Regions from separate parts of the Homo sapiens genome. Here all the other regions are linked to region 2. The links are chromatin contacts, found by Hi-C or POLR2A ChIA-PET in ENCODE. All regions are on one chromosome and are shown on one strand. Each heading gives the region's core, a stretch centred on a gene start or an enhancer-like site at or near the end of the contact. The rest is flanking DNA. Distances are from core to core; before and after follow the strand shown.

Evidence for each region. Hi-C counts contacts between places; a loop is a spot of excess contacts on that map. ChIA-PET counts read pairs that join two places held with the same protein, here RNA polymerase II (POLR2A). Pooled maps may share reads with other maps.
Region 1: a loop to region 2 is called in a map of Calu3, with 7 times the contacts of the local background. The contact joins two enhancer-like sites. A Hi-C loop is called at or near these places in 2 of 168 maps with a recorded cell type or tissue (Calu3 and MCF 10A) and 1 of 50 pooled maps. POLR2A ChIA-PET finds 5 or more read pairs at or near these places in 1 of 52 experiments (AG04449).
Region 3: a loop to region 2 is called in a pooled map, with 2.6 times the contacts of the local background. The contact joins two enhancer-like sites. A Hi-C loop is called at or near these places in 2 of 168 maps with a recorded cell type or tissue (PC-3 and PC-9) and 1 of 50 pooled maps. POLR2A ChIA-PET finds 5 or more read pairs at or near these places in 3 of 52 experiments (BJ, PC-9 and Panc1).

Annotation. Positions count from the first base shown.
Region 1 is chr2:160,431,354-160,434,724 of GRCh38, reverse strand. All of the region lies in intron 1 of RBMS1 (RNA binding motif single stranded interacting protein 1), which reads left to right. Among named protein-coding and RNA genes, the nearest start is that of MIR4785, 25 kb to the right of the region's middle. Within about 2 kb of position 1,969, at least 3 of the 41 ENCODE cell types and tissues checked have a DNase peak (open chromatin) inside an H3K27ac peak, as active enhancers do.
Region 2 is chr2:160,750,993-160,754,353 of GRCh38, reverse strand. No RefSeq gene overlaps it. Among named protein-coding and RNA genes, the nearest start is that of RBMS1, 260 kb to the right of the region's middle. Within about 2 kb of position 1,678, at least 5 of the 41 ENCODE cell types and tissues checked have a DNase peak (open chromatin) inside an H3K27ac peak, as active enhancers do; they include PC-9, where a contact is called at or near this core.
Region 3 is chr2:160,401,692-160,404,930 of GRCh38, reverse strand. All of the region lies in intron 1 of RBMS1 (RNA binding motif single stranded interacting protein 1), which reads left to right. Among named protein-coding and RNA genes, the nearest start is that of MIR4785, 4.6 kb to the left of the region's middle. Within about 2 kb of position 1,475, at least 8 of the 41 ENCODE cell types and tissues checked have a DNase peak (open chromatin) inside an H3K27ac peak, as active enhancers do; they include PC-9, where a contact is called at or near this core.

The DNA.
Region 1 (3,371 bases), core at 720-3,219, 320 kb after region 2:
ATTATAAGCCTGTGCTGTCTAATAGGGTAGCCACAAACTCTATTTAAATTTAAATTACTTAAAAATTAAGTTTCTTAGTTATGCTAGCCATATTTCAAGTGCCCATTAGCTGCATGTGGCTAGAGGCCACTGTATTACTGCAGATGTAGAATATTTTCATCGTCACAGAAAATTCTAATGGATAGCACTGTTAGAGACTTCTTTCTAACCTGTGCGTTGCTGTTTTTTTTTTTCCTTTCTGTCTCCCTCAAAGGCTCTTTCTTTCATGTTTGTTTGTTTTGGGTGAGCAATGTGGGGGGAAAAGGAGCTCACACTCATGCCCTATTTTTTAGTAGTGTTGATGAAATAGTTGGTAATTGGATGGACTGAAACTATTGGCTAGAGTAAGATTTTGAAAATATTTTTGAATTTAATATATATGTATTGCCCAAAGCAGTAGTTGTAGAGGTTTTTATTTGTTTTTTAAATGGACTAGAATCCTGTATCAGCTAAACACTTCTCATGAACTAGTGACTACAGTTTTTCTATTGAATGTTATTTCATTACTTTTAAACGTTTTATTTTATAACAAGCTCCTTTACTACAGTGAAAATTCAGCTCCTGTGCTCATATCGAAGTCATTTGACTAGTATATGCCCTTTTCTCAATTTAAACACAATTTCTAATCCAAGATCCATTCAGATCTTGATATGCCAATTAAAATATTGACTTTAAACAAAAGGGTCATAAAAATGTGAGATTAAAATGATTAGGAGCTGAGTCCTTATCACATAATCCAAAGTAAACGAGGATTGCACAATGCCATACTTAAGAGGAAGCGCAGTTCAGTTGCACAGACATGTTCCTAGATATTCCAAACTGCTTTGAAATTATAGTGCTTTGTGTTGAAAGATTGATATTAAAATATACTTGGGAATTAAAATTCACTTTATGAAGAATTGTTGCCAAAAGGCTTTAAGATAGCACTGTGAAGACATGATATGAAAAAGAACAGTCTCCAAAGCCAAGCCACATTTCTGCAGATCAGAATCAGAAAATTTTATGTAGGCAGTGTGGCTTACCAAATGTGTCTTTCATAACGGAAGCCTATTTTTCACTTTAACATTGACATACTGTATGTAAATCCAGGAATCAAAATTATACCTCAGTGTCACTTAATGTTTGTTATTTGGACCAAATTTCACTTGTTTTAATTGTGAAGCTAAAAATGGAATTTTGTTGCTGAAAACTTGAATTCAGTGAACTCAAGTTCTCATAACTGTGAACAAACTTGTTTTAAAGTTTTTTTGTGTTTTGTTTTGTTTTTTTCTGGCGACAAGGTCTCACACTGTGGGCCAGGCTAACGTGCAGTGGCACAATCTCGGCTCATTGCAGCCTCAACTTCCAGGCTCAAGCGATCCTCCTACCTCAGCCTCCCGAGTAGCTGAGACTATGGGTGTGCACCACCACACCTGGCTAGTTTTTGTATTTTTTTGTAGAGACAGGGTTTCACCATGTTGCTCAGGCTGGTCTTGAACTCTTGAGCCCAAGCGATCCACCTGTCTTGGCCTCCCAAAGTGCTGGGACCACAGATGTGAGCTACCTCACTCAGTCTAAAGATTTTTTTTTTTTTTAATATTCGTATCAAAACCAGTGAGAGTAGGTGCTCATCCCGGAGATGTGACCAGTTAGCTAGAAGCCAGGAACCTCAGAAGAGAAGAGTAGCTCGTAACTCAGCTTGCTGGATCCAACAGGATGAGAATTCCCTGAGGATTGGGCAACTAGGGTGATTTCCCAGATCTAATTCTGCTCTGTTCTGGGTAGTTGGGCAGGCTATGTAGTATATCCGAATTCCAAACCATTAAGTGAAATGCTTGTTATTAGTGATACCCAATCATTGTTTCATGACACACCAGTGTGTCACAAAGATTTCCTGCAGTGTTGGCAGTGAGCCTCACTTTTCCCAAAGCTCTGGCTCCTTCTCTGACACATTGCCACCAGGTGGCCTGCGTGACCTTTACTCCCTTTTCCCCGCCCAAACATCTTACATTCCTTATACCTTATATCTGGATTTAAGAAAAGACTTCTTTTGGACAATTGATTTGCAGTTCCTAATCTGAGTTCTTACACAGTTGCCAAGCTATTATTGCTGCAAGGAGTTAAATCGGTTTTCACACAGTTCTAATAGTTTATTGTCAAAATGTCATTTATTTGAGTTAAGCATTGCCAATGCCCCCATTAAACCACTGTTTCTTTTATTTCCTGGAGTTTGGAAGGCATTCGGGAATACCAAGTGAAAAGGAAGAGTGAAGAACAGAAAAATGTTAGTGGGATGGCAAACACTGTGAACATTGCTGTTTCTAGTGGGCCAGAAAAATGTATGTATAAATCTTCCCTGTTCTTAGAGGCGCTTTCAGATTCTCCTCCACAAAGCTTCCTATGGTCACCATTTAGAGTCAATCCCCTTTTCCCTGTTCTCCATGGTATGTTATTTAGTTCTCTTCATATTACTGGATCAGAGTCTGCTTTACCACTTGGTCATTTGTGCATGTCTTTTTCTTACTGAAACTGTCAGATTCTTCTTTGTATCTTCAGAAGTACATATAATATAATGTAACATATGCAAGTTTATATGTAGACATACATTTTTAAATTCTTTAAATATAATAGATTCATGTTCAATAAATAGTATTGAATACCTATTCTGTACTATACAAAACACTGGTGATAAAACAATGAGCAAAACAGGCACAACCCCGTTTCTCAAAGAGCTTTTATAATGAGGCAGAAAGGATGGACATTAAATAATAATTTAGATTGCAGCTTTGTGAGTCCAGAAAAGGAGATATACAGTATGCTATATGAGGGTTATATAACAGGAAGACCCAGCCTATTCTGGGGATTAAGAGGGAAGATTTTCTGGTATAAGTAATTTAAGCCGAGCCTTGAAGAATAAGTTGGAGTTAACTAGGCAAAGAGGTAGAGAAGGAGCATTCCATGCATAGAGAATAGCATGTGTGAAACATACTGCTGGATTGGTTGCCTTGCAAGTATAAGGAACTGAAAGTCCAGATTACCTGGTTCTTAGTGGTGAGGAAGACAATAGTGCAAGATAGTACTGGAGAAATAAGTATGAGTCAAGTCTTGCAGAGATATGTGGGCCATGTGAAAGATTTGGTTCTTTAGCCTAAGATTATGAAACAGACTTTGGAAGGTATCAAGTAGAAGATGCTTAATCTACATTTATCTTAACAGCCTCCCAGTAGATTCCTGGCTTCCAGCCTCTATAACTTAACATTTATACTTATTGTTCTCATTTGCATTGTGACTGCTGTGGGAAACGAGGAAGTAGCATGTCTTCTGCAGGTAATGAGAACCTTTGTACCAAAAGA
Region 2 (3,361 bases), core at 429-2,928:
AAATTACCCCAATTGCAGCACAAAGAGATAAAGAAACAGGACAAAACAAAGGCTTAAGCACAGAGTATAGAAGATCAAACATATGCTGAAGTAGGAGTTATAGAAGGAGAGAAAACACAGAAGATGGGGGAAATATAATATTCAAAGGGATATTTGTTGATAATTTTTCAGAGTTGATGAAAGATATGAATCCTCAGATAGCAGAACATCAAAGACAATAGGAAAATCCTAAAAGCAAACAGAGAGAAAAGACTACCTACAAAGGAAGGATTAATTTCTTGGCATAGAGAAAGGAGAATGGAATGGGAATAAGCATTTAGTTGTATCTGTAATATTTTATTCCTTCAAAAAATAATCTGGAGCAAATATGAAAACATGACTGTAAAATAAGTGTGGTAAGTATAATGGTGTCTGTTATATTATTTTCTTACTCTTTTACCTGTTTGACATGTTTCAGAGTTAAAAATTAAAATACGAAAAGTTGAAAAGGAGTAACATTTATCAATAAAATAGTGTTTATCACAAAAACATCTATTGTCCCATTTCCATGGACCAACTCCCCATCCCAGGAAATAGTAATAAAATAGAAGTGAGGGGGCTCATACTGGTATTCAGCTTGGAAGAGGCTTACCAGTTACCTTAATGATGGCAATATTTAGATCAAAGATTGTCAAACTATGACCCTGGGACAACCACCTGTTTTTATAAATAAAATTTTATTGATACACAGTATACTTATTTGTTTATATATTGTCTGTAGCTTCTTTGACTCTATAACAGTGGAGTTATTAATGATTATAAGCCTAAAATATTTACTACCTAGCCTTTTAAGAAAAAGTTTGCCAACCCTTGACTTAAATGATGCTGTTTCTTGTCATTTCCCTTTAATGAGTTAGCAATGTATTTTTAACTGAAGTCACACATTTACATAAGTTTCAAGATAATAATTAACTAAGTTTAAAGGTCTTAAATTCATACATAGGAAAAACTTGAGGTAAGAGTAAAAACTGAGAAATGCTAAAATATCTTTGAGTGTTTATTTAGTTGGATTTTTCTACCTTCAAGATTCTCAATAATCAAGCAAAACTGGTTTGGGTAACATGAAAGTTCAAATCAGTCATCGGATTTTGCAATGTGACCCAATTAATCTTGTGTGTATTACACTTTCCCATAATCCCCACTTTCAGCCAAAGTTACACTAATTTTATATTGGCTTAGAAAGCAGGAGAAAAAAGTATTTGTCTAGGCTTGTATTTTTTTAAATTCTCTTTCCATACATATTTTAGTTCCTAAGAGCTGGAAATACTGGCTCTTCATATATTTAAGATGCCTGAAAATTATATTTTTATGCTATTTAATACATATTGTGATGTTTGAAGAGAATGATTCATCACTTAGTCATGACCAAAAAGAGAACTGGAGTTTTCACCTCAGTGTTTGCTTAAACCTCAGGAAATCTTTTTTTCTTTCAATTGGAGAAACCCAGATTTTATTTTTTACTAAAGACTGGAGATTTTACTGATTTAATCACTTGTCAATAAAAATAATAATAGCTCCTTTGAAGACACAAATTATTACTTGCCCCAGATATGGCAAGGAAAATTACCATCACTTTACTCCTTCCAGTCTCTCTGTCACCAGATTCTACCTCCCCTCTCTGATCTTATCACATTCTTTGGACTTGCTCTTTTCAACCACAGCCTACCCTGCCCCCATCCCTCACCCATCTCCTACATATCCTTGTAGTGAATGCCTGTTTAGTGCCTTTTTTACAGCTTTCCGATGCTTAGTTCCAACCTCACCATTATCTAGTGGTCATTCACAAACGGGTATTAATTAATTAGTTAATCTTTATTAAATATCTATAACCTAAAATGACCTTGCCCCTCTCTAAATTTCTACAGTTTTCAGTTTAAAAAACAAGAGCCCTAGATTATTTTCCATTTGTTACATGAAAATAAAACATTATTTCTTCTGCAAACTCTTTCAAGGTAGGAACAATGTTGCATGTTTTTAAAAAAATAGCATTGAAAAGACTCAAACAAGAAAGAGAAAAAATAAAAGCCGCAAAGGGCATCCCAGACAATGTGACGAAGAACCCGGTACCTGCTTTAATACTTACTGGTTTGCTGTTTTATGTATCACATATATATTTGCTATTTGAAGATAAAACTACTTGTTAAATGTCGTACTTTTAAAAAATCATTTTACATTAGGGAGACATACATTGAAATCCGTTATATAAATTTGTTAGGGTGGAATAAGCCTTCTTTAAACACAAATCAAGTGCAGAAAGAAACAAAAAGCAAACAATGCAGTGCCACTCGGATTCTAAGTCCATTAACATAGTAATTTATAGTTGGATTTATCTTCTAAGGGCTTGTGGAATTGAGCCTGAAAACAGGCAAGTGTGCATAATTGTTCTTTTTCAAGCCAGAAACTATTTTTCTTTCTCTTTGAAGGTTAAAGTCAGATTTGTAACTTACAACTTAAGCCTCTTTACTATTTTTCCTATTTTCCATGGAATGATTCACCAGTGTTTCACACCGAAGGAAAAGGGTTGGAGAGAGACTCGACTTTTTGTTTTATCCATCAGATTTTCTGAGGTGTTCAAATGGGTAATTTCCAAAGAACAACACTGACAGTCCCTAAAGCCAGTAATAAATTAAATTGTAAAATTATGTTTGTTTGTAGAAAGCTTATAGATTCTTACAAAGCCCTCACCTTGTACGTCAAGCCACCTCCGTCCCATTTTGCCCTCTATTTCTTTTCCTTCACCCCTGCATAGAGCTCTTGGCTCAGTTTTGATCTGTAACTGCCTTACATTGGAATAGCCTTTCAACACACATTGGCTGTGCTGTCCAAATAATGGGCTTTCCAACTTTTTGGGTTTTTTTTTAACAAAATGTCCAGAAACTCTGTTTTGCCTTTTGGGCAGGATGTCAGGGAAGGCAGGTGGTTGAAAGGAAGCCTGGAGATGAAAGAGATAATAAAAAATGTGCTCACATTCTGGTACATACTCCTACCTTCCCAGGACAAAGACAAGTTTGGGAGTTTTCTTTAAAGAAGACTGGTAATACGCTAATGGTGCAGCAAGTCTGTCCCCAAAGAGTGGAAGTGAATGAGACCTGGGTATTTTCCATGGAATGATTCACCAGTGGTTCACACCGAAGGAAAAGGGTTGGAGAGAGACTCATGACCATAATTCATACTGAGGTCTCTTTGAAGACAAGAAACCTATTTTTTCATCTTTGACTCTCCAATAACTTATAAATATTTGTTGTATAAATATTTGTTTAATGATGATTGAATGAGTTTTTATTCTGAGCTTTGCTAAATAGCACCAATACTAAATTCTATG
Region 3 (3,239 bases), core at 226-2,725, 350 kb after region 2:
GCTGCCTGCCTACATGTACTGCTCAATAGCAACCCATAGAGAACTTATCTGCATCATAGCCCATCACCCTTCTAATCTCAGAAGTCCAGTTTAGGGATTCCTCCCACCTTTTTGGGGAGGGAGAACTTGTGAGCTAGGAGGTGAATGATGAAGCAAATGGATGATACAGATGGTAAGTTTGTGATGTTTGGAAGCAGCATTGATATAAAAATGTGGCTGTACTGAATGATTGTACAACTCTTAAAGCTTTCTACATTTTACATATACAGTCATCTCTCAGCATCCGAGGAAGATTGGTTCCAGGATGGCTCAAGGTCCTGATATAAAATTGCGTAGTATTTGTATATAACCTATGTACATCTTCTCGTATTCTTTAATCTCTAGATTACTTATAATACCTGATACTATGTAGATGCTATGTAAATAATTGTTATACTGTATTATTTTCAAATTGTTTTATTGCTATTTTTATTGCTTTTCCCTGAAATATTTTTAATCCACAGTAGGCGGATGCAGAACCTCTTTATACGGAGGGTCGACTGTGTAGGAGTGAGCTAGTTTCAGTTAAAGCAGCGGTGGTTGGTACTCATCTCTCACCTGCCCCCACGTAGTGTAGCTAGGGCATCAGGGAGTACTGATCTCTGGCATCATCTGGGATCAACAGGATTTTCCTGCCTCACAGGCCTGTGAGCACATTAGAAATACACCTGCTCAGCTCAAGTCAAAGTGAGAAGCTTTTGAATGGAGTGATAACCGAGTAGGCAGTATCTAAATAAAGATGATTGGTTCAAGTCTCAGTGGACAAATGTGTACGTTCTATTACTGTTGACTGTGACTTTGAAGTATATGGTGTTCATTAAGCAAATCCAATCTGATCGTATGAAAAGAGCACCCCAAAAACCAAAATGAAACCATTTATCAGGACTTTTGTAGCTATGAAAATATTTTAGTGTGTTTTGAAACAAAAAAAGTGATTTATACTCAAAGGCTTTTAGATATAGAAAATTGGTATTTTCATTTTTCCTTTGTGTTGTTTCTTGAATTCTTTTATTAGCTACTCCTCTTCCTGTTTCCTTCCATTTTGGAACTGCTTTCTTGAGGTAGCTAAGTTACAAACCAACCATACTTTGGTTTCTGCACATCGTGGCATGTAGGAAGGCCTTTTTTGCTAAGCAGTATGTTGTCCTAGTGGTTTCCAGTAGGGTTTTGGAGGTAGGGGAGTGAATGCAAAATTTTTCTGCATGTGTGTATGTGTGTGTTTATATCTGTGTGTGTTTAATGGTCTTGCCCTCCAATAGTTGTACTTGTTAAATGTTGCTAACTTTTGATGAGGGAAGTACTTATCTTCCCAGTTTAAGTAGATTTACATAGTTTACTGCCTTCTTCAAGATTAACTGGGTGTAGCTGCACGTGAGGAATTCAACAGTGATTCAGTGTTTGGCCTTGTTTAGAGGATGACATACAAAGCTGTTGATTAATCCTCTTCAGGCAGTTTCTGTTCACAGCAATTTGTGTTTAGTAGATTGGGTTTTGTTAAAGTTTGAAGATTAAACTTGTGCATAGAAGATATTTAAATGAACACTGCCTGAAACAGTCCCAATTTGTTGTTGTTTTAAAGAAAGTAAACGTCTTCAAGCTACAGAGATTGGAGGTTTAGTGGAGAGTAGCAGAAAGGTAAATTGGTATGTATAAGTAAGGTATTGGCCCATTTTTATGTTATGTTATCTCTGTGTATTTGTGGTCAGGTAGGATCTATGAGTCATGATGATGATATTTTAAAATCTACCCATACATAGCCATTTGAAAACTGTACAATTCATCGTGATTGTCCACTTTTTCTACTAGGGACCGTTTTGGCATCTCATTACATGTTCCATAGTTCACTTCAGGTTTTGAACATACTTCTAGTTTTTTACTTTTCCTTATTTTTAGAGATTACTGTCAACTGGGCTCACCATATATTAGTACTTTTATTTTTGAGACCTTTCTTAGGAGGGTAAGAGTCTATCTGATCCAGGTTTCTGAGAATATATTTATAAAGTACTCACCCAATAAATAAATATTTTAAGGATGTATAAACCTCAGTCATATTTAATCTTCATAGCATCCATATAGAGAAGGTCTGGAGTTTTGAGGCAGTGACATCTTAAGTGGCCTACATGGTGAAAGCTAGGTCCCTGGAGTCAAGGGCTGTGTCTGCTACTAGGAAAAAGAAAGCCCGTCAAGAACAGCTGTGGCCTCACTACACTTCCCTTTACTTGGCCTCCCAAAGACATGTGGCCCACAGTGTCCAGATTTCAGATGTGGGAATTGTAGCTCTTGAATGTATTAGTGTTTTTTTGTTTGTTTTATAAAGGCTTTCACAGATGACATACTAGACACTGAGTTAAATTTGAATTTCAGATAAACAGTGAATAATTTTTTAGTATAAGTATGTCCCAGATTTTCATCACACTGCATTTTTGAATTTGCTAAATCTAGCAGCCCTCTCTCAGGGAAATCCAATTCGCTTTTTAAAACTCATTATAAAAAAAATCATGATAATAAGACATACTATTACTTTTTCCACTGAAAAGTTTGCCCCTTAGCATATTCCTTAGGCCCTGATAACGCACGTTTCACATTTTACCTCCTTGAACCATTTGGTCCATGCTTCCGCCTGCACTCTACCTAATTGAAAGACTATGGCTTAAGTTGTGGCTCTACCATTTGCATGCTTTTTCACTTAACCTCCCTAAGTCTGAGTTTCTGCTAAGTAAAGATAATAGTGCCCACTTCACAGGGTAGTTGTTAATCCTTCTAAGGTGCTATTATTAATGTCCCCACAGAGCAAGCAACAGCGGGTGGTCCTAGGAGACTTCTGTGTGGTCTAGGGAGACCTTGACACAGTCGCCTAAGAATGGACCGTGTTTACAGCCTCTAAGAATGGACTGTGTTTAGAATGAGGGGCAGCCTGAAAAAGGGTAAGGACCTGAGGTTGAAAATGAAATTCTCAACCACATTTTTTTAAAAAAAGAAAGTACCAAGAAGTAGAAAAGTGGATCCCACCATATTTTTAAACAGTTGGTCATGGTTTATGCCCTCGATAGCAGAATTTGCTTCCTCTCTGGGGAAGACTTTCAATCCTTTCTTCTTTATTTCATGCAAATATATTAGGAAGGTAAAAAGAGCATTGATCATTCTTATCAGTGAAAAATGCTACTTTTTAATTTGCTGGAAAACAGGTTTGATTATTAGTA